Linked DNA regions of Mus musculus: regions 1 and 2 are each linked to region 3. The links are chromatin loops, found by intact Hi-C in ENCODE. Cell type or tissue: heart. All regions are shown on one strand.

Region 1 (8,000 bases), 130 kb after region 3:
GGGGCTGGGGACATGGCTCAGTGGTAGAGTACCTGCCTAGAATGTGCGAGATCTTGGATTTGATCTTTAGCAGTGAACAACAAAACCTCCAAAACTTCTGCTCGCTCCCCCCTTCCCCGCCAAACCACCGGCCCTAGAACAGGCTTTTTCTGTGTAGCCTTGGCTGTTGTGGTACTTGCTCTGTAGACCAGGCTGGTCTTGACACTCAGAGAGCTTGCCTCCCTCTGCCTCCTGAGTGCTGGGACTAAAGGCATACACCAACATCACCCAGCTTTTTTTTTTTTTTTTTTAATACTTAGATAACTTAAGTGTCTCAGACAGGTCTCAAACCTAATATGTAGTAGAGAATGACTTTATTTTTTGACCCTCCTGAATGCTAGGATGACAGGCGTGTGAGCCTATATCTGGTTTCTGTGGTACCAGAAAATGAGCCCAATGCTTCCCACATGCTAGGCAAGCACTCGATTGACTGATGCACCCCTAGTCCACCATCTGAAAATGTAAAGGCCTGCTCTCTCTTCTCCCCTCCTTTTCCCATTTTCCTGTTCTCTCACCCTTTCCCCTCTTATGATTTTCTTTAGCCTTTACGTAGTAAGATTGCTGTTCACCCACCACTGTGAAGAGGAAACACAATTTTGAGATAAAAATTGTATCACTTTATTGTGTGTCTGTATGAGTGTGTGTGTGTGTATGTGTGTGTGTGTGAGTGTGTGTGTAGGGTCTGAGGACAGCTCTGTGGGGCTGGCTCCTTCCACCCTTTATGTGTTCTGGGATTGAACTCAACCTCAAAGCTTGCAAGGCCAGTATTCACCGTACCTCTCCCAGCCAGAAGTCCCTAAGACAGTTTTTATAAAGATGAAGAATTGTGCAAGACTCTTTAATATATTAATTTGAGGCAACATTATGGCCATTTTCATTCTTCATTGCAGAGACTCAAAGCAGCTGTGCTGGTTTGAATGCCCATGGCCCTCCTAGGCTAACACATTTGCATGCTTAGTCTTCAGTTGATCACCTAGGAAGGATTAGGTGTGGCTTTGTTGGTGTAGGGGTGTCACTGCCAGAGGGCAGTGTTTCTTCTTCTGCCTTCCGCCTGCAGCTCCAGCCCCAGCACTGCCACTGCCTGTGTTCCATCACGTGATAATCGTAAGCAACTCCCTAATTAAATGGTTTCTCTTTTAAAGAGTTGCCTTGGTCATGGTGTCTCTTCACAACACCTAAGTTAGAACAGTAACTAAGACAACAGTTTTCTTGTGGAGCTAACGCAGGGCCTTGCACAGGTGCTGTGCCACTGAACTATGTACTCAACCCAAAAGGTCCTTCAGACCCCGTTTTGCTTGTTAAAGAAAGCATAGCTTCAATCCCAAGAATCCCAGGGGAAACGTTGCCAATATGTCTATTTAATTTATGAGAACTTGGCATTGTAGTGCTTTCTTCTACTATGAAAGTTTTAGGATGCAGGCAGGCTAAGCTCCAGCTACCATTTTTTTTTTTTTTTAAGGTTTATTTATTTTATTTACATGAGTACACTGTAGCTATCTTCAGAAACACCAGAAGAGGGCATTAGATCCCATTACAGATGGTTGTAAGCCACCGTGTGGTTTCTGGGAATTGAATTCAGGACCTCTGGACGAGAAGTCAGTGCTCTTAACCTCTGAGCCATCTCTCCAGCCCCTCCAGCTGCTATTCTTAATGAGAACACAGGTACCTGGAAGAACTCTTGAGAGAGGTTGCCTAGACTGGGCCAGTTTGCTTAGGCTAATTGCTGATCCTTATCTTCTGGTGGTTCCTGTAGGAGTTGCCAGGACACCCAGCTTTAATGGGCGTTCCTTGGATCTCTCTCGACTTTCCCTTTCTCGATCACACCCTCCCTTGGTATTTATTTGCCTCCAAAGAGTAAAGACAACGTTGGGGGTGGGGGCTGTTCTGGCTCTCTCTCTCTCTCTCTCTCTCTCTCTCTCTCTCTTCTTGAGATTGGGCTGGAGAGATGGCTCAGCGGTTAAGAGCACCGACTGCTCTTCTGAAGGTCCTGAGTTAAAATGCCAGCAACCACGTGGTGGCTCACAACCATCTGTAATGTGATCTGATGCCCTCTTCTAGGTGTCTGAAGACAGCTACAATGTACTTACATATAATAAATAAATCTTAAAAAAAAAGATTAAAGAAAGTCATCATTCTTAACTGTCTCTGAGGTGACTTTTCTCAAGCGCTCTGCTTACCTTAGCTTCAGCCGGGACAGCACCGCCCTGTACAGGTGACTTGCTGGAAGGTGCTTCCGCTGCCCCACAGGTTGTATAACTGGGTGAATGGCCCCAACAACATAGCCCTTAAGATAATAGTCTTCCACTTTGGCAACTATATCCAGGACTGAATTTATCTTGATGACGTCTGGATTTGTTGAAGCTGAGATACCAAGAATGAAGAGAAAATTTCACATTGGTAATATTGAATTCTACCTTATTTCTATCAGTATGTGATAATATTAGTGAATAGGAGAGACAGCCAGCCACATGGCTTAATTTTGAGTAAGACACACTAACATGTGTTATATATTTCCTATTTCAAGTGAGATTAAATGTGTTCAGGGTAGTATGACTGTAGACTAATCCTGTTTTAGACAATAGCTAAAGGTGATTGACCCAACTGATGGATACACAATGTTGCCAATATGTCCAGAACCAGACGGCCTCACATGTTCCTTTACTATGAAGGGTTTTATCTAAGTGACTATATTGCCTTTAAAAGATATCAATGATGTACATCAAAATGATAATTTAAAGAGCCAATAGTTTTTAGGACTAGGATGAGATGCATGATTTCTTTTTATTATTTTTAGTAGCATTAGTATTCTCTTTTTGTTTTTTCTCTTTGTAGCCCTGGCTGTTCAGGAACTTGCTCTGTAAACCAGGCTGGCCTTGAACTCATAGAGATCTGACTGCCTCTGCCTCCTGAGTTCTGGGATTAAAGGAAGAGATGCATGATTTCTTAAAGATACAGTTTCTATAAGTTTAAAACCTAAAAAGGGGAGAAATTTTATTTCTTAGACAGAAATCATTAAAGAAAAGAACAGAACTAGACATAGATGAAATTTAAAAGCAAAACTGCCATGTAGGCCAGGTGGTGGTGGTGCACGCCTTTAATCCCAGCACTTGGGAGGCAGAGGCAGGCGGATTTCTGAGTTTGAGGCCAGCCTGGTCTACAGAGTGAGTTCCAGGACAGCCAGGGCTATACAGAGAAACCCTGTCTTAAAAAACCAAACCAACCAACCAACCAACCAACCAAACAAACAAACAAAACAAAACAAAAACCAAAATAAACTAAAAAAGCCCCTGCCATGTAATTGAAGTCTCCACCCCCCTACTGCACCCCCCCCCCCAAACTCTCTAAGAACGTACTTGTGTTGACTACAGGATTAAAAGCAAAGCCAGTACGCAGCTGGAGAGCCTGTCTCCACAGTTCTAGAGGTATTCATTTAAATAGCTCCATTCTCTGTTTAATACTTCTCATTTTATGGAGGACAATAAGGATAATTATCCAGAAAGAGACCTGGAGCTGATTAGTAAGAAAACATGCAATTCATTGCAAGTAAGGGCTGGGCTGGCTTTTCACGGGCTAGTGGAGTCCAGCGCAGAACTGTTGCTGATTGCCTGAGCACAGGAAGAAGGTTAAGGCGCAGATGAGGAAGAAGGGTCAGAGGAAGTCTCCACGCCCTCACACTAACACTCACGTGATGGAACAGTTCCACAGCAGTGAGCACTCACCCCAGCTTCTCAAACGAAAACGAGGCACTCCACAGAGAGTCATGCCGATACATTTCCTTCCGTTTTAGTCCCTCTTGGATGTCAACTAATATCCTACCATCTAAAATATTTTCTTCATCATGATGAATAGACATGAGAACAAAGGACAGTCCTGACCTTTGAAGAAGCACCTGGTCTCCGAGTACACACCCAGCCCAGTCTGTCTGTCTGTCTGTCTGTCTGTCTGTCTGTCTGTGTGGCAGGCTTCCTGACCCATCTGGCTTCACTCTTGTTTTAAACATTTGGTCTACAAACCCTGACTTTTGTTTTTGTTTTTTTTTTTAAGAAAGCAGCTGAGGAACAACAATGTGGAACAAATTCTTAGGACCAGAGAATGAAATGTAATGGGAACTTATCTTTAGAACTAGGTGACAATTGTACATCATTTTAAAGAAAACTATAGCCATGTAATGGCTCCCATGGCAATAGGGCAGGAAGCGGAGAAGTTAGCGTGGCCTGCAGGATCTCCAGGCCTCCTGCCAGCCTCCCTCTTGTGCACTTCACTTTGACATGGGACAGTTCAGAGTTCTGAACCTGTCTGTCACTCTGTCTCACCACAATAAGCCTTCTCTGTCCCCAACCCCACGTTACTTATTCCTTCCTCTACTGTGTACACTGCTGTATTACAGTTACTTGTTTATAAGCTTCTCTGGGCTGTTTAATGGGAACTCCCTGTGATGGTTTGTATATGTCCAGCCCAGGGAGGAGCACTATTAGAAGGTGTGGCCTTGTTGGAATAGGTGGGCTTTAAGACCCTCATCCTAGCTGCCTGGAAGTCAATATTCTGCTAGCAGCCTTCAGATGAAGACAGAACTCTCAGCTCCTCCTGCACCTTCCTACCTGGACAATGCCATGCTCCAACCTTGATGATAATGGACTGAACCTCTGAACCCGTAAGCCAGCCCCAATTAAATGTTGTTTTTTATAAGAGTTGCCTTGGTCATGGTGTCTGTTCACAGCAGTAAAATCCTAACTAAGACACTCCCTAAGGGTACCTGCTGCGACTTCCCTCAATGATGGGTCATGACTGCAAGTATAAGATGAAATAAACCCACTTCTTTCTAGGTTGTTTTTAATCATGGTATTTACTATATCAACGGGATGACAAACTAGGACAGGATTTGGTGAAGAGCAATAGTGTGACTTCCATCCAAAGACTTTACTGAGCTGGCCTTGTCTCTGGCTGGCTTGGTAGGAGTCACTATTAGGTGTGTATGTAAATGCATGTGTGTGTATATGTGTGTGTACACATGCATATGTGGATATTGGTGTGTATATGCATGTGTATATGTGTATGTATGTGCGTCTGTGTGTGTGTGTGAGTGCATGTGTGTGTAGACCAGGGGTCTTGTTGTCAATCTCCATCTCAAATTCAAAAGCTTTGTGGAGAACTTCTTTTCATGTCGTCCCTCCACCTGAATATTTTCAACAGAGTTGGTGTTGACTGTTAGGTATTCAAACCTAATTGTTCGCACTGTGAGGCGGGCAGCGCAGGACACACTGAGCAAGGACTTTTCAACTGCACTCAGAGTGGAGTAATCACAAATCTATGACAGGCCCAGCCTTTGAGGACAAGCCTTTGGTTTGATGTCCTTATGTAGGAAAGTAATATCAGAGCTGTAGACACACAAGATTAAGGGGGAGGAGGCGGTGGCTTCTGGTCGATTGCCAGCACAGGCAGTGAGCAGCAGCTGTATGCTTTCTTGCTTGCCTGAGTGCTGCACAAGGTGTTGGGAAGAAGGAACACATGGTGTTTATGGCCCTGTGGGTGTGGCTGGTTACTGGTAAATTAATGTTACATGATCTGTAAAAGCCTTGCTGTATCTTACAGGGCTATTGTTATGAAGCAGTCTGTAACTGTTTTGAAAATTATACAAACAGCAAGGGAACTTTTATTGCTACAATTAAAACATGTTGAGGGTTGAACAACATTGTCTCTTCTCAAAGCTCCGAAAAACGAAGTATCTGTGATGCTTTTCTTACTCCTTTGGTAAAAAGCTCCAAAGAGTGACCCTTTAAATGCCAGTCAGTGGACATGGTGCCTCATGCTTGTCATCCCTACATGTGGGAGGCTGACACAGGAAGATGACCACAAGTTCTGAAGCTGCCCGTGTTACATAAATGAGTTTCAAGCTAGGCTGGCTTATAGCATGAGGCCTTAAAAACAAACAAACAAACAAACGAACAAACAAACAAGCCCAAATTACTAAAAAAGATACAAAGCCATACTCCACCATAAAGTCAAGCAATTGTTAAACACTCAAAAGTTCGGCCCTGATGACATAGTGCTATGAGAAATACATATTTCATTTCTTACCTCTGAGGACTGGCTTAAATTTATGGAATGCATCTAAAATTGTTATCTTAAGTAAAAACAAAATGTGCAAACTCCAGCCAGCAACTTTGCCATAGTTTAAAGGGGGCAATGGCCTGGCGACCTGTATGCTCTCCCCAGCAACTGTAGACCAGAGTTAACTCCTATAAGTGCCAAGTCCTATGTGATCAGGCCATGGCCAGTTCTCGATTCCAGCAAACCCTGCATGGTGGATCTGATTGCCTGATAGGGCAACTCAAGGAGAGAGATTAGGACATTGACTTATTGTTAGTAATTTCTGAGGCTGAGCTGGAACCCAGGCAGGATGAGGTGGAAACTGGGACACTCCAGTGCCATAGGAAGGAAAACGTTATTGTTTGAACCACAGTTGTTGAACATTTGTGAATCCAGACATGAGATCAGCCAAACCATGGCTCTGAATCTTCCTGATACCTCAGTCCTTTAATACAGTCTCGCATGTGTGGGGTGGGGGTGGGGGTGGGGTGGTGGTGACCATAAAATTATTTTTGTTGCTACATTATACTTGCAATTTTACTACTGTTGTGAATAGTAATGCAAATATCTGTTACCCAGGATATCTGCTATGTGACCCCTGTGAAAGGGTCAAGACCCACAAGTTGAGAATCACTGGTTTAGACTATGATAGACCGCTGAGTATCTTAGCATGTGGCTGTTAAGAGGATTATAAGTTTTAAGAAATCGAGAAATGGAATACAATGTAAATAGCATTTCGACCTTTGTTTATTAGTGAAGCTAGCCACTGCTGAAGTCACTCATGTTGTTAAATGAAGTAACATAATGGCAGTTTTTCTTTTTCTTTTCTTTCTACTTGTATTTTGAGGCAGGGTCTTTGGAGTCCAGGCTGGCCTTGAACATGGGGCCAGTTATTTTGCACCAGGCTCCCAAGTGCTAGAATTAGAGGCTTGTAACTTGCTTGGCACTGGACACATGACAATAGACTCATGGCATTTTGGGAATCTTGTGACCTGCCTTTGTCTACTTTCTCTTTCACGTACGAAAGCTTCTCTCCACTTTCTGTGCTGCCTCTCTCAGGCCACAGAATTCCTCCTGCTTCTCACCTCCAGTCACCCTGACTTTCTGCCTTGTTTGCTTTATCTCCGTCCATATTCCCATCCACACTTTCAACTGTACCCTGATGGTGGGTATAACATATACAGGAAACAAGCACAGAACATACTTAAAACTACCAACTCCCAGGTAACAATTATTTAATGAAAAATCGAGAAAGTGGCCTGCTCTTCCGAGACCTCCCATTCCATCCTTTCCAATTTTGGTTCCATCCTTCCACCATACTGAGCCTTGACTGTCCAGTAATTACTCCTTGCTCTTCCCTTAGTGCTGCAGACCAGGAACACAGCCCTAGTCTCTACAATGCAGTGTCAAGCATAGACTATGTGCTAAAGGAGCAGCCTGCCCCTGGGCAGGCCACCTGATGGATGTCTTGAGCCGTATGAAATGGGATCATACGGTGGTTACTAGGTATCTCACTCTATACCCCACAGTGCTGGACTTGCCTGTGACAGTTAAAGTTGTGCTCTCATTGCACTGTAAGAGCAGTCAGCAAAGGACCGCCGTGGAGTTTAGCTGTGTATCCCTTTTGGCAGCTCTAGCATGGTGTGCAGAGTCAATCAGGTGTGACTGAGGCCACATGGCTCAGAAAGACTAATATGTTATAGTTTGGTCCTTTACAGAAACCATTAGTGTGTGCGGCTGTGATAGGCACCCTATTGTGCTTGAATGAGGCTTGCTCCGGTGACCCAGTAGAAAACTCTACAAGGGACAGAAACTGAGCCACGTTCCCAGAGACAGGTGTCTGAAACCACAGAGCCCCCAACTCCATAATTCCG
Region 2 (8,000 bases), 60 kb before region 3:
GTAAGATACCTTATCTCAGGCCGGGTGTGGTGGCAGACGCCTTTAATCCCAGCACTTGGGAGGCAGAGGTAGGAGGATTTCTGAGTAGGAGGCCAGCCTGGTCTACAAAGTGAGTTCCAGGACAGCCAAGGCTACACAGAGAAACCCTGTCTCGAAAAACCAAAAGATACCTTATCTCAAGGGAATAAGCCCAACTGCCTCCTTTGGCTTCCATGTGCACACAACACACACACACAGGTGGAGATACCTACACACATACAAATACTACACAAATGCACATATGCATATGCATGACACACATACAAATATTAATCTGTTACTTGGGGAAAGGAAGATCGTATTTTATTATATATTCACTGGGAAGCCAAAACCAAATCTTGCAGTTATCTACAGTCTTCCAACTTTAAGGCTAAATCATCTTTTCCTCTCAATTCAGAAGATTCTCAGAACAATAATAGGCTATTTCCTACCTGTCTGACCAAACTGATGTACCAAAACTGGGTTTTAAATACCCCTTTTCAGAGTGGGAGGGTAGTTCAATGCCAAATGCTCTGTAGTATAAATACAAAATCCTGGGGATTGATCCCAAACTTTGAGATCTAGAAGGCATAGTGGTGGTACATGCCAAAAATCCCAGTGTTCAGGAGGCAAAGGGTTCCTCCAAGTATGAGACCAACTTAAGTAAGATACAAAATGAGGATGTAGTGGTGCATGCCTTTAATCCCAGCACTTGGGAAGCAAAGGCAGATGGATCTCGCTGTGAGTCTGAGGCCAGCCTGGTCTACAAAGCAAGTTCCAAGACAGTCAGGGATACATGGAGAAATCTGGTCTGGGTCTCAAAAAAAAAAAAGAAAAAAGAAAAAAAGAAAAAAAAAGGAAGGAAGCAAGCAAACAAGGAAGGAAGGAAGCACCGAAAGCAACCAGCCAACCAGGCCCACACGATAATTCCATTTCCAAGAGAAAACAAAAGTGAAGTCTACCAAGATGGCTCAGCAGCTAAAGGCACTTGCAGCAAGCCTGAAAACCTGAATCCAACTCCAGAAAGTTGTCCTGACTTCCACATGGACATAGAAGCAAAAATACATAGATAAACACAATAGATAAATATAAGGGAAAAAATACAAATAAATGATCCCATTTCTGTGAAACTTTTCCCATAAAAACCACAGGGTTTGTGAATTCACGGGCCAATCTATAAATCTAGCACTTAAGAGGTAGAAAATCAGAAGTCAAGGCCAGCCTGGTTGACAAGAAAATCTTTCTCCAAAAGTAGTAAAGTAAATCTAAAACATGCTAATCTAGCAAGTAAATGTTGATTTAACATTTAAATACCCATTACTGACCAGACACTGGAGCTATTAAGGTATATAAAATTCCTGTTTACACCAACAGTAGAGAAAGCTTTAATGAGATTACTCTGATTAAGGGTGTAAACTCACTTCCTGCCAAACCTGACAACCTAAATTGGAATCCCAGAACCTACATCACCCAAAGTGGGAACAGACTCTTCCAAGTTGTCCTCTCATTTTTGCACAAAGCAAATATAAATATAAAAATTTTTCAAAAACTCTACTTTAGACAGGCATGGTGGTGCACAACTCTGATCCCAGCTCTTGGGAGGCCAATCTGAGGCCAGCATAGTCTACCAAGAGTGTTTCAGAACAGCTGAAACTACATGAAGAGATTGTCTAAAAAAAAAAAAAAAAGTTCTAGGCCAGACTGATAAACAGAGCAAATTCCAGGACAGAGCTACAGAGAGAAACTCTGTCTCAAAACAAACAAACGTAGCAACAACACAACAACAAAAAAAGACTAAGACAATAAAGATTTATACTGAGGGACCTTATACCAAATTGTGACATACTTCTATAATATTTTTTATTAATTCAATAATAAAATAATCCTAAATAAAATAGCAATTTTTACAAAAAAAAAATCGAAACTCAGCACTCGGAAGGCAGAGGCAGGCGGATTTTCTGAGCTCGAGGCCAGCCTGGTCTACAAAGTGAGTTCCAGGACAGCCAGGGCTACACAGAGAAACCCTGTCTCGAAAACCAAAAAAAAAAAAAAAAAAAAAGCAATTGCAATTTTTGAAAACAAGTTTAGCTGGGCTTCTACAATGAAAAAGGAAAGGAAAGGAGGAGGGAGGGGGAAGGGAAGGGAAGGGAAGGGGAAAGGAAAGAGGAAAGGACCCTAAACTTTACATTTACCAGGGCCAGAAAGATGGCTCTGCAGCTGAGAGCAGTGGCTGCTCTTCCAGAAGACCTAGGTTCAGTTCCCAGCACCCATGTGGCATCTTACAACTGTCCTTTAATCCAATTCCAGGGAATCTGACACCTTCAGACAGACGTTACATGCAGGCAAAAATATTAATGCACATAAAATAAACTTTGCATTTATCCAACTGGGAGTATGCTACATTGAAGATATCAATAAGCCAACAATCAAAGCTACAAAATATCCATAAATCTCCATAAATCAATAACCTATTAGGGTATGGGACTCTACCTATGCAGCTATAAGGAAGCCAGTAAGGAGTAAACCATGCTTTCCTTCAGTAAGCACTTCCCCTCCCCCATGCTCTGGAAGTCCAATAATTTCACTGGTTCCCCACAATGGAAAACAATTAAAATAAATAACCTACCACTGACTGAACAAAACAGCGACACGATTCAATTTCCTAATTATTTTACAAACAATATCTGAAGTAGTCTAAAGATAAATAATGAGGCCAAAAACATTTCTGGCTTTAAAAAGTGTTGGGCTAGGGGCTGGACTGCTCTTCCAGAGGTCCTCAGTTCAATTCAATTACAGATGGCTCACAACCATCTGTAATAGGATCTGACGCCCTCTTCTGGTGTGTCTGAAGACAGTGACAGAGTGTATTCACATAAATCTTTTTTTTTAAAAAAAGTGTTGGGCTAACCAGGCACAGGCCTTTTACCCAGCACTTGGGAAGCAGAGGCAGGAGGATGAGTTTCTTTGAAGTGGGACCCAGTCTCCTCTATTCAGGAAGTTTCAGGGCAACCGGAATTACATAGTAAGACTATCTCAAAAAAGAAAACAAAAACATGTGTTGTACTTTCATGTTTAAAGACAAAAGACTAGTTAATGCAGGGACATTTCTGGCTTTCAAAAGTGTTAGTATTTTCAGTTCCTCAAATGTCCCAGCTATTGGTCCTAAACCATCTCTTTAGATTCGCATCGGAATTCCCTCCTTACACCCTCCTCTATCCTACCACAGCGACACTCACTGCATGGTACAAGATGTTCCCTCCGGCTCAGACATCCTCCCCTAATTTAAAACTGATTGATCCTTTTTTATCAGCGCCGCGTCACCACCTCCCAAAAATAACTAAGCATAAATTAATGGCTCCGTTACCCAGCTTCTCAGAAAGTACTGGCTTTACTTCTCTGTACACATTCCTTTGATTTTCTAAGAGAATATTCACACATCTGCTTCCACATCAAACTGTCAAATTTCTGACATCCTTAGCTTGTTACCTCTCTCTAACACCGAGACACACACTTAGAAAGGACGGGTTTAGTGACTTAGTGTCAGCGTAAATTTTGGCTTCTTAACCGGGAGCCAAGAAACAGGGATTCTGTCTCTCAGACTCAAATTCCTTCCCGTCTTCTCTGGTTACTTTCCTTATGGAATCTGGTTGCTTCTCAACATGTTTCTAGCTCTGTTTACTCTTGTGCAGCATAAAATAAGCGACTACCCAGAAAACTTTGGCAACTGGTCAAATCTGCCTTTCCTTCTCTCTTCCTCCTGATTCTCCAACACCTAGCTCTCAAAGGGAAAAAGATAGAACACCAGGACACAAGTGATTAAAGGAGTAAACTACCAGATTTTCTGCCGGAATCATTTAGTGCAAGCACCACAACACGATCCAGCCGCCTTGGAGATGCCTGTATCGCGAAGGCTGGGATTGGCAGGCCTGCGCTGAAGCGGCCTCCGTTAGGAGCGGCCCGAAAGCGGCTGCCGTCATTCAGGGCTTTCCAGGTACGAACTGCCGACGATAGCGCCCGGGGGGCGAGAAAGTCGGCCTCCCACGTCCGCCTCCCCGCTCCCTCCCCGGGAGTCCCCCGGGGCAAGCCGCTCGAGCGAGGCTCTCCGGTCAGAACAAGAGAACTCGGAAGCACCAACAGCCAGCGCGGAACAAAGCGCCGGTCCCGGAGTGCGAGAGGACGCCATTACGCGGGCAGCGGCCTGCGCCGACGAGCCGAGCAGGCCTCGCCGCGCGGCCTCGGTCGAGACCAGAGATGCCACGCGAAGACGCAGAAAGCCAGGAGAGAGGGCCGCGGCTGGCTGGCTGCCGAGGTCGCGCGTGGGAAGGGAAAGGCCGCTTACCTTCGTGAGTCTTGGCGATCTTCGCCATTTTGTCCACTCGAACACACAGACGGAACTGGCGCTCCCAAGGACTTCCGCTCGCCGCCGCCAGAAACAGAGGCCGCTCTCTGAGCGTGCGCACCCGGGAGCGCGCGCCGCACTGTAGCACGTACTTCAACTGCCACCTATATGAGACTGCGAGGGGCATTATGGGAGTGGGCGGGGCCAGGGCGGGCTCCCGGCGGCTTCCTTAAAAAGCCAGCGAAACCGCGGGGAAGACTAAACGCGGAAGAGGATGGCTACTTCCCAAGAGGGCTGTAGCCTGTCCGGCCAGTGGTGGGTAACGTGCCGTTAATTCAAGCACTCGGAAGAGAAGAGGCAGTTCGAGGCCAGCCTGGTCTACAAAGAGAGTTCCCGAAGCCAGGGCTGTACAGACAAAGCCTGTCTTTAATAAAACCAAAGGAGCCTGGCAGTGGTGGCGCACCCCTTTAATCCCAGCACTTGGGAGGCAGCGGCAGGCAGATTCTGAGTTCGAGGCCAGCCTGGTCTACAGAGTGAGTTCCAGAACAGCCAAGGCTACACAGAGAAACCCTGTCTCGAAAAAAACAAAAATAAAAAGTAGAGAGAGAGAGAGATTAAATTACACAAAATAGAATTTAGCCAAAGGAACACTGCCTCCAAGACACCCAAAAAATAAACAGTATGCTAGCCAGGCCTGTTAGAAATAAAGTTTATGATGCCTAAGATGTTAATGTTGGTTCACCAGTATTGACCAGCCATTAGATACGGTAGAATACTTCTCTTAACAGGCAGCTCAAGGGAATAGTATAGGGTCACAAGCAATGTTAAGTCCTGATCTACAATAAAGCCCAGTTCTTTTCTTGAGAGAAACATAATTCTGCCAAATGGGTAAGATGACCCCAGGTAACAACTATTTGAAAAAGTACAACACTGGTGCACTTAAAATAATTCTGGCAATAACTGATGCCTAAATGACCAGGCAAATAGGAGTGACCTATTGACCAGATTTTCAGCCTTCTGTCTCTGTTTAAGTTGTACTAAATGTAACCCAGGGTTGGGACCTAAATTACAAATTTGAGGATAACCTCATATTTGGAGAAAATAAGCCTAAGGTGTCTCTAAGTTATCAAAATGTATTCAAGGCTGGCCCTACCGAGCATTAGCCAGAGCCAGCTGTGCCAGACCTTTTTCCTTTATTATCCTCCAAATGTGCAGGATGCTTTCTCACTGGGAAGGCTTATCATTTCTATAACAGATTCAAAGGAGCATTTGCTGCATTTGTGGTAATTGTAGAAGCTAAATACTTCCTGGAGTTCCAGAGTAATGATAAACATCACTAAAAGATCACCCAGAATTGTCTTGTGAATCCTCTTTTATAAAAATAAGATTTTTTCATGCTGGGCGTGGTGGCGCACGCCTTTAATCCCAGCACTCAGGAGGCAGAGGCAGGCGGATTTCTGAGTTCAAGGCCAGCCTGTTCTACAAAGTGAGTTCCACAGGGCTACACAGAGAAACCCTGTCTCAAAAAACAAAAACAAAACAAAAAAGATTTTTCTCACCACAGCCTACTTGTCTGTATGTTTGTTCCTGAAAGAATACTAATATGGTTCAGGACAGGAAGGAGAGTATTAAAATGAGTCCGAGACGGCTCCCTTAGGCTCCTTATTTGGGGAGGTTGTGCAGCCTTGCAGAAAGAGGAAGTACATCGCTGGAGACAAGATTAGAGTTCCTCGCCTCAGTCTACTTTCAGTTTGCTCTCTCTGCCGTATGTCTGCGGCTGAAGATGACCTCTCAGCTTCTTGTTCCCACCAACCTGCCCGCACACCCACAGACACACTTTGGGAAAGACCATTCTCACACTGTGATAGCAGAGTCAAGAGACTAGTAAGAGCAGAGCAGGAAAAAAAAAAGAGCAGAGCAGGTTTACTTCTTAAAGCAATGTAGTTGTTTTGTTTTGAGACAGGGTCTCGCTGTGTAGTCTCTGGTGTTGCCTGATAGCTCCTCCCGGGAAGTCTGTTTCTCCATCAACAAAAGAATTTCTGCAGGTAGGTTAGTGGCACACCCCCTTAATCACAGCACTCTGAAAGCAGAGGGAGACAGATCTCTAAGTTTGAGGCCAACCTGGTCTACAGAGTGAGTTCCAGGACAGCCAGCCAGGGCTACACAGAGACACCCTGTCTCAGAACAAAACAAAACAACTTGGAGGTTTTAGAGATGTCTCAGCAGTTAAGAGCACTGACTGCTCTTGCAAGAGGATGCAGGTTCACTTCCAAACACCCGCATGGTTACTAACAACCAGCTATGGGGCAACTCCTAGGGGCTCTGATTTCCTCTTCTGGCTCCTGTGGGCACGGGGCACACATATGGTGCACATATATACATGCAGGCAAAATACTCATACACATAAAATTTTAAAAAGAATCACAGGGTCGAGATCTGCAGTCTATCACATCTGAGATTTCTTGCAGCTGTGATACAAGGGCGGATGAACAGAAAGGGAACACCATAAGCCCCCTAGACACTGCTTCTGTGCTTTTAAATAAGGTGTGGAGCAAAATTTGGCTCTGTTTTTGTTTGTTTACTTGACATCGTCTGACTGTGTGTCTCTGGCTGTCCTGGAACTCCCTCTGTAGACCAGGCTAGCCTCAGACTCAGAAATCTGCTTGCCTCTGGCTCCTGAGTGCTAGGATTAAAGGCATGTGCTACCCCAGGCCAGCTGTTTCTCCGTCTTGAATTAGATCTGCTAAGATGCCTTTAGCTGCTTGGGTCGTCTCCAGTGACAGTATGGACTTGACTAAACACAAGTTGGGGGAACCTGAGGAAGTACCTGTGGCAAACATTCCCTCAGAGCCAAGCCACTTTTGTTATCAGAGGTCCACAATGATGAGAGGGCATGAGCCCTCAGTCAGGGGCTTACCCTGCCAAGCCCACCCAATGGGTTGTCTGTGGCCCCCAAGGGGGTCCGGGAGGAAGTTAACCCAGTAACCTTCCAGTGAAGAAAAAGTTCTGGGTAATGAAGGAGTTTCTTTTGGGCAAGAGTCTGGGAATCTGGTTAGTTTGATGGCTCCTATCCCGGACCACTCTTCCTAGCTGTCTACCCATTTAAGAATAACCATCTCCTATCTCTACTCACTTAACTCATATGTAGACCAAGCTAGCCTTGAACTCATAGAGATCTGCCTGTCTCTGCTTCCCTAGCGCTGGTATTAAAGACATATGCCACCATGCCATGTATGGATGTTTTATCTGTATGTATGTGTGTAATCACATGTATGGCTGGTACCTGCTGAGGTCAGAAGAGAACATTGGGCCAGGCAGTGGTGGCACACACCTTAAATCCCAGCACTTGAGAGGCAAAGGCAGGCAGATTTCTGAGTTTGAGGCCAGCCTGGTCTACACAGAGAAACCCTGTCTCAAAAAAAAAAAAAAAAAAAAAGACATTGGATTCCCTGGAACCGGAGTTAGAAATGACTGGGAACTATGACCTTGATGCTGGGAACCGAACCCTGATCATTGGCAAGAACAGTGAGTGCTTTTGATCACTGAGCCAACTATAGAATCAGTCTACAGAAAAAAAGTCAGCATAAAAAAAAAAGGCAAGACTGTCTGGCATGCTGATTTGGTACAAGACAGTGGGTTTTGT
Region 3 (8,000 bases):
CTTGCCTTCACTGTGATGACACCCTTTCTTCCAACCTTTTTCATTGCATCAGAAATGATGTTCCCAATGTCTTTGTCTCCATTTGCAGAAATTGTAGCAACCTGAAATAACCAAGTTACTTCAAAATTAAATACTGATTAGTATTTTCAACTTTGACACTCTATACTAGTACTTTACAGTTAATAGTAATTTTAATGAAGTCCTGGTTAAATGGAGACACACCCTCAGTCCTTCCATTATCTGACAAAGTAAGAATAAATAAACTAAAGGGGCTGGAGAGATGGCTCAGTGGTTAAGATGACTTGCTGTTGTTCAGGTCAGTACCCAGCATCCACACAGTGGCTGGCAACTGTCTCTAACATCTCCTTCTACGGGTTCAGGCATGCATATGGTGCACACACAAAAAAATACTTGTCTGCTATGCTTCAAGGGCTAGGTTTGAACCCACGCAGCACAGAGTACACTGATATCACTAAGAATATCTGCACAATAACACAAATCTTACTTACAGCCACATACAACTACAACAACAAGCCACCTATTAAGATCCAAATTAGTAGGCATGGCAGTGATGAGCCAAACACTCTGGAGGCAGAGGCAGAGGCAGGGGAATTTGAGTTCAAGGCCAACCTGGTCTATAGGTTGAATTAGTAAAATTCTTACCTGAGCAATTTCTTCAGGGGTTGTCACAGGTTTAGACTGTTTCTTAAGTTCAGCAATTACAGCATCCACAGCCAACATCACACCTAGTTCAAGAATGTATGTTACTAACAATGCTTATCAAGGTCCCCAAGTATAAACTTACAGACTCTTTTAACATTTACATGTAACCTCGTGCCAGCACTCTCCTAACTGTACCAAACAACACAGTATGCACTCAATCAATCTCAGAATTTCATAATTAAGTTGAAAACCAACAACATTTTGAAAACTTGACCTAGATGTTGTGTGGTGGCTCACACCTGTAATCCCAGTACCTGACTAAGACTAAAGACTAAGACAGAATGGCTAAAAATTTGAGACCAGCATGTATTTATACAGGACACCATGCCAGGGAAGGCTAAGACCTACTCATTCTTGGCTGCAGAGATAGCTTAAAGGTTAAGAGTACAGGGTCTTGGTCTGGGTGTGGTAGTGCCCACCTTTAATCCTAGCACTCTGAAGGCAGAAGAAGCAGGCAGATCTCTGAGTTTGAAGCTAACTAGCCTGGTCTACAGAGAACCCTGAATTTTCACTTCCATTAATTGAGACAAGTTAAAAAACAAGATGTGGAAGATGGTCTAGGGGATAAAAGTACTTGACCCACAAGCCTGAATGAAGCCTCAGTTCCACCTTGGAAACCCACATAAGTAAGGAAAGGGCAATTCCACCAAGAATGAACACTCACAAACTCTACAACGAATGTAATAAAAAGGACAAAGATAAAGACAACAGAATTCTTTACAGGATAAGATCAATGATATACTCTTACCTCTCCGGATTTCCACTGGATTAGCCCCTTTGCTGATCTTCTCAAAGCCCTCCTTGGCAATAGATCGTGCCAGAACAGTGGCAGTGGTGGTGCCATCCCCAGCCTCTTCGTTTGTGTTATTGGCAACGTCCTGAACAAGTTTAGCTCCAATATTTTTGTATTTATCCTTTAAATCAATTGACTTTGCAACAGTGACCCCATCTTTTGTTACTTTGGGACTTCCCCAACTCTGTTCAATAATCACAGTTCTTCCCTACAGCGACAGGGAAAAAAAAAGCAACCCTCAATGATAACCCTCAAATTTGTCATTTTTAACCATCCTGCAACATGAATCTCAAAGCCACGTTAATCAACCATCTTAGGTCTATAAAAAATGAGCACTGATCATTTGCCAGGAGTCCAACATTGAATGAAGCACAACAGGAATTCCCTGGTACTAACAGATGCCACCCATAAAACAAGAAAGCACAGATGTTAATCGCCAAATCCCAGAACACTCTTCACATCATTTGCACTTGAGTTTTGGCTATGACCTAGGTTTATTTTGTTTTCTGAGACAGGACATTTCTGTGTAGCCTTTCCTGTCCTCAAACTCACAAAACACAAAGATCTGCTTGCCTCTGCCTCCTAAAGGCTAGCTGGAATTAGAGGCATGCACCACTACCACTACAGCCCTGCTTATGAACTATTTTTAAAACATGTTTTGCTTTAAAATTCATTCACTAAATATCAGCCAGTAAGATAATGTGCTTTTCTGGTTCGCTCAATAAAAAACTTCAAATATGACACCAACAAGTATTGGCAACTTTTGGATTTGAACCAAACTTCTATTGTCTTGAGCTATGTAAACAGTTCTTAAAGATGCAGGTTTTGGGGGGGGGGGTGCATGTGTGGAAGACTTTTGGGATAGCATTGGAAATGTAATTGAGGAAAATACGAGAAAAAAAAAAAAGATGCAGGTTTTTTTGTTGTTTTGTTTTTCAAGACAGGATTTCTATTGTTGCCATGCTTTCCTGAAACTTAGAGAACTACCAGCCTAAGCCTCCTGAGTGTTGGGATTATGCAGCTCTTTAGACCAGTTTAGCATTAATTTAAAATGACTGTGCACCACATCCAATGGTGTCCTCAAAGTACTATAGCTCCCTATTCAGCCACACAAATGTGTGATCACAACCTCTGATCTTAGCACTGCTCTGAGTTCAAGGCTGACTTGGCCAGCTATGGTTAGAGACCCTGTGAGTATAATACTGAATTCCTACACTTGAGATGTAAGTTGTTCAAGGACAGCCTTGCCACAAGGGAGTTAGAACTCAGACTAAGCTAGTGAGACTCTCTCAAAAGCAAAAACTGGACAATTTTTTTGCAATGTGAAAATTGTAGCAATCACGAGGTGTACAATGAAGGGACGAATGGAAGACCACAAAGGTTTTCTCCCAAGGGCAAGTGAAAACAGTCTGGTGATATGTGTTGCAGAAGCTGGTGGATGGATCGCTCTGAGTCTCAGGACAGTCTAGGCTACCGGAGAAATGCTGTCTTAAAAACAAAACCCCCAAACAACAAAGCCCATAAAGTAAAGTTTGTAAAGATGGCTCAGCGGGTAAGAGCACTGACTGCTCTTCCGAAGGTCCCAGCAACCTTCAAATCCCAGCAACCACATGGTGGCTCACAACCACCCGTAATGAGATCTGACACCCTCTTCTGGTGTGCCTGAAAACAGCTACAGTGTACTTACATATAATAAATAAATCTTGAAAAAAAAAGGTTTAGTTACTTAAAAAAACAAAACAAAAAACACAGAAACCAATGATTCTATGCTAGTGCATTTTGCCTTATGTGTTGGAGTATTTCAGCACAATGAGTGAACTCTCACATTACAGCTATATACTTTGAGGTATTATTAGACTTAAGTTGTACTTTCCCCTCTATACCCTCTAACTACTGGGACGAGATCCAAAATTTAATGCAAGCATGCACAAAATCATGACTATAGTTTGAAAATCCTCCTTGAGATATTACTACTCTATTACATCACAATGTACAAAAGTCCCCCAAATCGCCTGGAGCAGTAGTAAGGACACCATGGTGGTAGAATGACCAATAGACCTCCTGACTAAATAACACCTCTAGACCACTAAGTTGTACCACATGCAAATTAGATTTTTCACAAAACTTGATAACAAATTGCTGTCTTGCAGCTACTATATTCTTTAACACCATTTAAGTATACTGGTACCTTTGGCCCCATTGTAACAGCTACAGCATCTGCTAAAAGGTCTACACCTTGAAGCATTAAGGCTCGAGCGTCCGCACCAAATTTTACATCTTTGGCATAGGCCCGAGTGAGATGAGGAGCCAGTGCCCGGGACACTGGTCTCATCTGGCGAAGGACTGTGGGTAGTCGAAGCATTTCTGGGGAAGGAAAAAAGAAAAATCACTACAAACTTGTCCAACGGTGCTTCAAAACATGGGAGGCTAGATTGGAGCTGGGCTGTCCTCTGCTAACCACCATGCCTGGGCGCTGCAGATTCAGGGCATAATCTGCTAGCCAACTGATCATGGAGGCTGACCCCAAGCCTGACCAACAGCATAAGCACAAAGCACAGAAAACCACATCCCCATGGCCACCCACTCTGCCCTCTCAAGTTAATCTTTCACTGCCAAAGCGGCCTTGGGAGCAGATCCACTCCGAAAAGTGTCCAAAGGAAAAAAATCAAGTTGGTGCAAGCAAGGCAGGTTCTAAATGCAATTGCCTAGAGAACTACAGAAGTACTCATGACGGTGCAAAACCCTCTGAGTGTGTCGCCAGGTATCCACCCGAAGCTACGGTAACACAGCAGCTAGCAAGGCCGGAGGAAAAGACAGTAGGTCAGTCCAGCCTCGCGGCCCCACGTGTCTTCCCGACCAGGAGCCCCGAGCAAGGTCAAAGTGAACACCGGACCGCCGCGGCCACCGGGGACTAAAGGACCCCGACCACCCTCCCACAGAGTCCTGCAGTGCGCCAGGCGCAGGTGGCACCAGAGGGCCCAAGTTGCTTCCACCCTAGCCCGCCCTTGCTCCGGCGCTCGGCCTGGATCGCGTGGTCCCCGCCACACGTGATGAAACCAGCGTGGCCCCGCTGGGCCTGGACAAGTGAGCCGAGCCTGCGGCGTCGCTGCCAGACTTCTCCCCCTAGTCCTCCGTGCTCGGTCCGCGCTGCAAGCAGCCCCCCGCGAGCGCCGGGGCGCCCTGCACGCCGAGGCCGCGTACCTGCGGGGCGGCGGCAGGAGAGCACGAGGCGAGGCAGGCCGTCTGCGGCGAGTGAGGGACCCAGCTCTGGGCGCGCACCGCAATGAGCCCGAGTCCCCTCCCTCCCCGCCCCGCCCCGCGGCCCCGCGTGTGCGCGCGCGCGCCCCCCGCTCTCTCCCACGCCGGGGCCCTGCAATCTGCATGCGGCGCGCGCGGCCCCGCCCTCCGTACCAGAGCCGCCTCAGCTCTGCGGCCTCAGCCCTCTCCCGCCGCCCTACGCTGGTTCCTGGGCCACGGTCCGTTCTAGAACCTTCCGGAAGGCCCCGCGCGTCCCGTGGGTGAAAGGTCAAGTGGCGTCATTTCCGGGAGGGGGGCTCGTTCTTTCACCTCGGCGGCCGGCCTGGAAAAGCCTAGAAAGTGCTCCCCTTTTCTTCCGCCTCCGGCCGCCCGCGTCGGCCCCCTTGCGCGGAGCCCTCGCCACCAATCGGCGCGCGCGTCGGCGTGGCCGCCCCCTCTCACGCTCGGGGGGCTGAGTGCGCCTGCGCGCTGCGCGGCCTTTTCACGTGTCCCAGCCGGCCAGCAGGACTCTCCTTGCAGCAGCGGCCCGAGTTCAGAGTCCGGAGCTGCGGTGGTGGCGGCGAAGGCGAGAGTCATGGTGAGTGTCTCGTGGTTGGCAGGCCTGCGGGTCCAGTTCGGCCTGCGGCCCACGGCGAACCCTTGTGCGCTTTGGGACTAATAGGACAGGGGTCCGGGGTCTGGTCAGTGTCCGGTGTCCGCCCATGGCTCTGCAGAAGCGAGGCCATTTCTCTCTCCACCATGGCTTTGCCGCACGCACGTGTGCGACAAAGCGTCTGGGGCAGGGGGCGGGAACCCGATGCACACGCAGAAGCCCACCTGCCCTGGCAGGGCTTCAGTGGATGTGTCCTATGTTGGAGAAAGACTAAGATCCAGGCTCGAAAAGTGACGCCACTCCCCCGTTATTCGAATTTTTAAAAAAATTAAAGAAATGTTTGACCTTGGAATAGATCAAGGTGGCGATTGCTGATTAGTAATGAAGACCCCCCCCCACCACCACCACCACACACACACACACACCAGACAGGGAAATGAAACTCAGTTTGTCCTATATAGAGTGGAACACTGAGTATATTCTAAAAGTACACTTGAATTTTCTTGTCCTTTTTGGAACAGGTCAGTTTTGACCTGTTGAGAGTTAAGGCTTGCGGTGGTCTTAACTGTTCGTGTTCTGACACTTCGAACTTACACTCTGTTTGATCACATTTCTCTCCACAGGCTGGACAAGCTTTTAGGAAGTTTCTTCCGCTCTTTGACAGAGTATTGGTTGAAAGGAGTGCTGCCGAAACTGTAACCAAAGGTGGCATTATGCTTCCAGAAAAGTCTCAAGGAAAAGTGTTGCAAGCAACGGTCGTGGCTGTGGGGTCAGGAGGGAAAGGAAAGGTAAACTGGTGCCCCTGGAGTGGTACTGAATTCCAGTGTGATGTGGAAGGAGGGGAATTCCTTTGGTAATTAAAAAAATGAATTACAATGGCATTTTTGGGGGGAAGAATTTCAAGTCAAATTTCAATTCACAAAGAACCTCCCATTCAGGAAAATGACTGTTTTATATTGTTTTAGAATTATTTTATGTTTCTGAAGAAAGGCAAAAGGTATTTGTGTGACGTGTTTGCACATGTCTATATGCTGTGTAGCAGGGGCATCTCCACCTTACTCCTTTGGGGTAAAGTGTTGACTAGTCTGGTTTCTGGGCCTCAACATGTTGCGGGTTACAGCCTTTTTACTCTAGTTTTAGGATCCTGGTTTGGGCTCCCCTACTTTCATAGCAAGTCTACTTACCTGTTTACCCACTGAGCTAACTCTGCAGTGCCCCAAGCTCTAGAGGCTGAAAAGTGCCTGCCTTGATGGTGGCTCATGCCTGTGGCCCAGGTTCTTTGGAGCCTAAGGCAGGTGGACTGTAGAATCTTTTTAGGCCAGCAGGAGGTACAGGATGAGACCATGTCCCAAAAAAGTAAAACAAAATCTTACAATATGAAATAACCTCTGTAGCTATTTTATATCCTGTTCTTCAAATTTTAAATAGACAAAAAGATCGCGCAAGTAGATAAACCCCCACGGCCATTTCAGAGCTGAAGGAGGTATTTATTAATAAGGCACAGAACTAATTCTAAGCACAGGTTGGGAGAAGGGTATAGTGCTGAGGTAGAAGGATCCGGAATTGATGGCCTGTCAATTTTGATATAGACCCTGTCTCCCTCTCCCTTCCCCAAAAAGAAAGGGTGAAGTGGCAGGGGTGGGGGAGCCCAGACACTGAAATAGTTTTAATCTTACACCATTGAGTTTTAGTTGGCATGAGACTTGAGAAGGGAGGTGGAACTACTGTGGGTGTTCTTTACTTAACTAAATCGCGAGAGTATTAGGGGGAGTAGACATTCCACTTCAGTCTCTTGATAGATAACAAGGGCATTCAGTCAGTAAATGTATATTAAACGGAGAAAGGTAATGCCGAATTTTTGTTGAAAGGAATCATACATGATCATTTACCGTCTGGTGGTACAAGCTGCTTTATTTTACTTGGTCTACAGGGTGTGTTAATATTTAACAGTAGAAAGTTAGCCAGCCTTAGTTGTCCACTGAAATGAAGTTTTAGTGAGTGTCTCCTTCATATTGTAACTATGCAATTCTTATATTGTAGGGATCTATATTTAATGTAAATTATATTGCTTAACCACTAATTAGGTACCTAAGAACATACTGGTTTGGGCACATTTCATTAATTTAGTGATTTAAAAGTTACAGAGTTTAATGTGACTGGTTAATGCCTATAATACAAACCTGAGGCAGGAGGCCCCTGGTGTGCATACTGAAACAAAAAGTTCACTGTGTGTCTAATGAACAAGACAAGCAGACTCTTGGCTAACAAGTGACTGTTTTCATCAGAGTGGAGAGATTGAGCCTGTCAGTGTGAAAGTTGGAGATAAAGTTCTTCTCCCAGAATATGGAGGCACCAAAGTAGTTCTAGATGACAAGGTAAGTCAAGCTAAGAATTTTTATTTTATCTATTTTTTTTTTAATTTCGGGGGAGGGGGTGGTTCAAGACTGGGTTTCTCTGTGTAGCCTTGGCTGTCCTGGAACTCACTCTGTAAACCAGGCTGGCCCCGAACTCAGAAATCCACCTGCCTCTGCCTCCCAAGTGCTGGGATTAAGGTGTGTGCCACCACTGCCCGGCAAAGCTAATAATTTAAAATGAGTTATATTTGCTATGACTATCTTAACCAATAGTCTCTTT

The links. Hi-C counts contacts between places; a loop is a spot of excess contacts. Peaks named below come from ENCODE experiments on the same cell type or tissue, not always from the same donor. Only the 100,000 strongest peaks of a DNase experiment are listed, where the experiment ranks them.
Region 1: it touches region 3 in a loop (2.3-fold over the local background); 3 of 42 quality-filtered maps call a loop at or near these places.
Region 2: a loop joins it to region 3, with 6 times the contacts of the local background. A loop is called at or near these places in 18 of 42 quality-filtered maps.

Annotation. Positions count from the first base shown.
Region 1 is chr1:55,211,904-55,219,903 of GRCm38, forward strand. Rftn2 (raftlin family member 2) reads right to left here. Exons shown (of 9, transcript NM_028713.1): 2 at 2,217-2,400. Among named protein-coding and RNA genes, the nearest start is that of Gm10561, 11 kb to the right of the region's middle. In heart, no CTCF peak of the experiment used is centred here; a DNase peak (open chromatin) is centred at 3,708.
Region 2 is chr1:55,022,982-55,030,981 of GRCm38, forward strand. Sf3b1 (splicing factor 3b, subunit 1) reads right to left here and starts at 4,497. Exons shown (of 25, transcript NM_031179.2): 1 at 4,358-4,497. The coding sequence starts at 4,385. In heart, CTCF peaks have their summits at 2,870 (motif pointing left) and 4,469; DNase peaks (open chromatin) are centred at 4,560 and 6,070; H3K4me3 peaks cover 3,437 bases; H3K27ac peaks cover 3,223 bases.
Region 3 is chr1:55,083,062-55,091,061 of GRCm38, forward strand. Hspd1 (heat shock protein 1 (chaperonin)) reads right to left here and starts at 4,871. Exons shown (of 12, transcript NM_010477.4): 1 at 4,718-4,871; 2 at 3,705-3,880; 3 at 1,472-1,724; 4 at 664-746; 5 at 6-101. The coding sequence starts at 3,878. Hspe1 (heat shock protein 1 (chaperonin 10)) reads left to right here and starts at 5,087. Exons shown (of 4, transcript NM_008303.4): 1 at 5,087-5,351; 2 at 5,990-6,154; 3 at 7,652-7,741. The coding sequence starts at 5,349. In heart, a CTCF peak has its summit at 3,174 (motif pointing left); a DNase peak (open chromatin) is centred at 5,080; H3K4me3 peaks cover 4,969 bases; H3K27ac peaks cover 3,325 bases.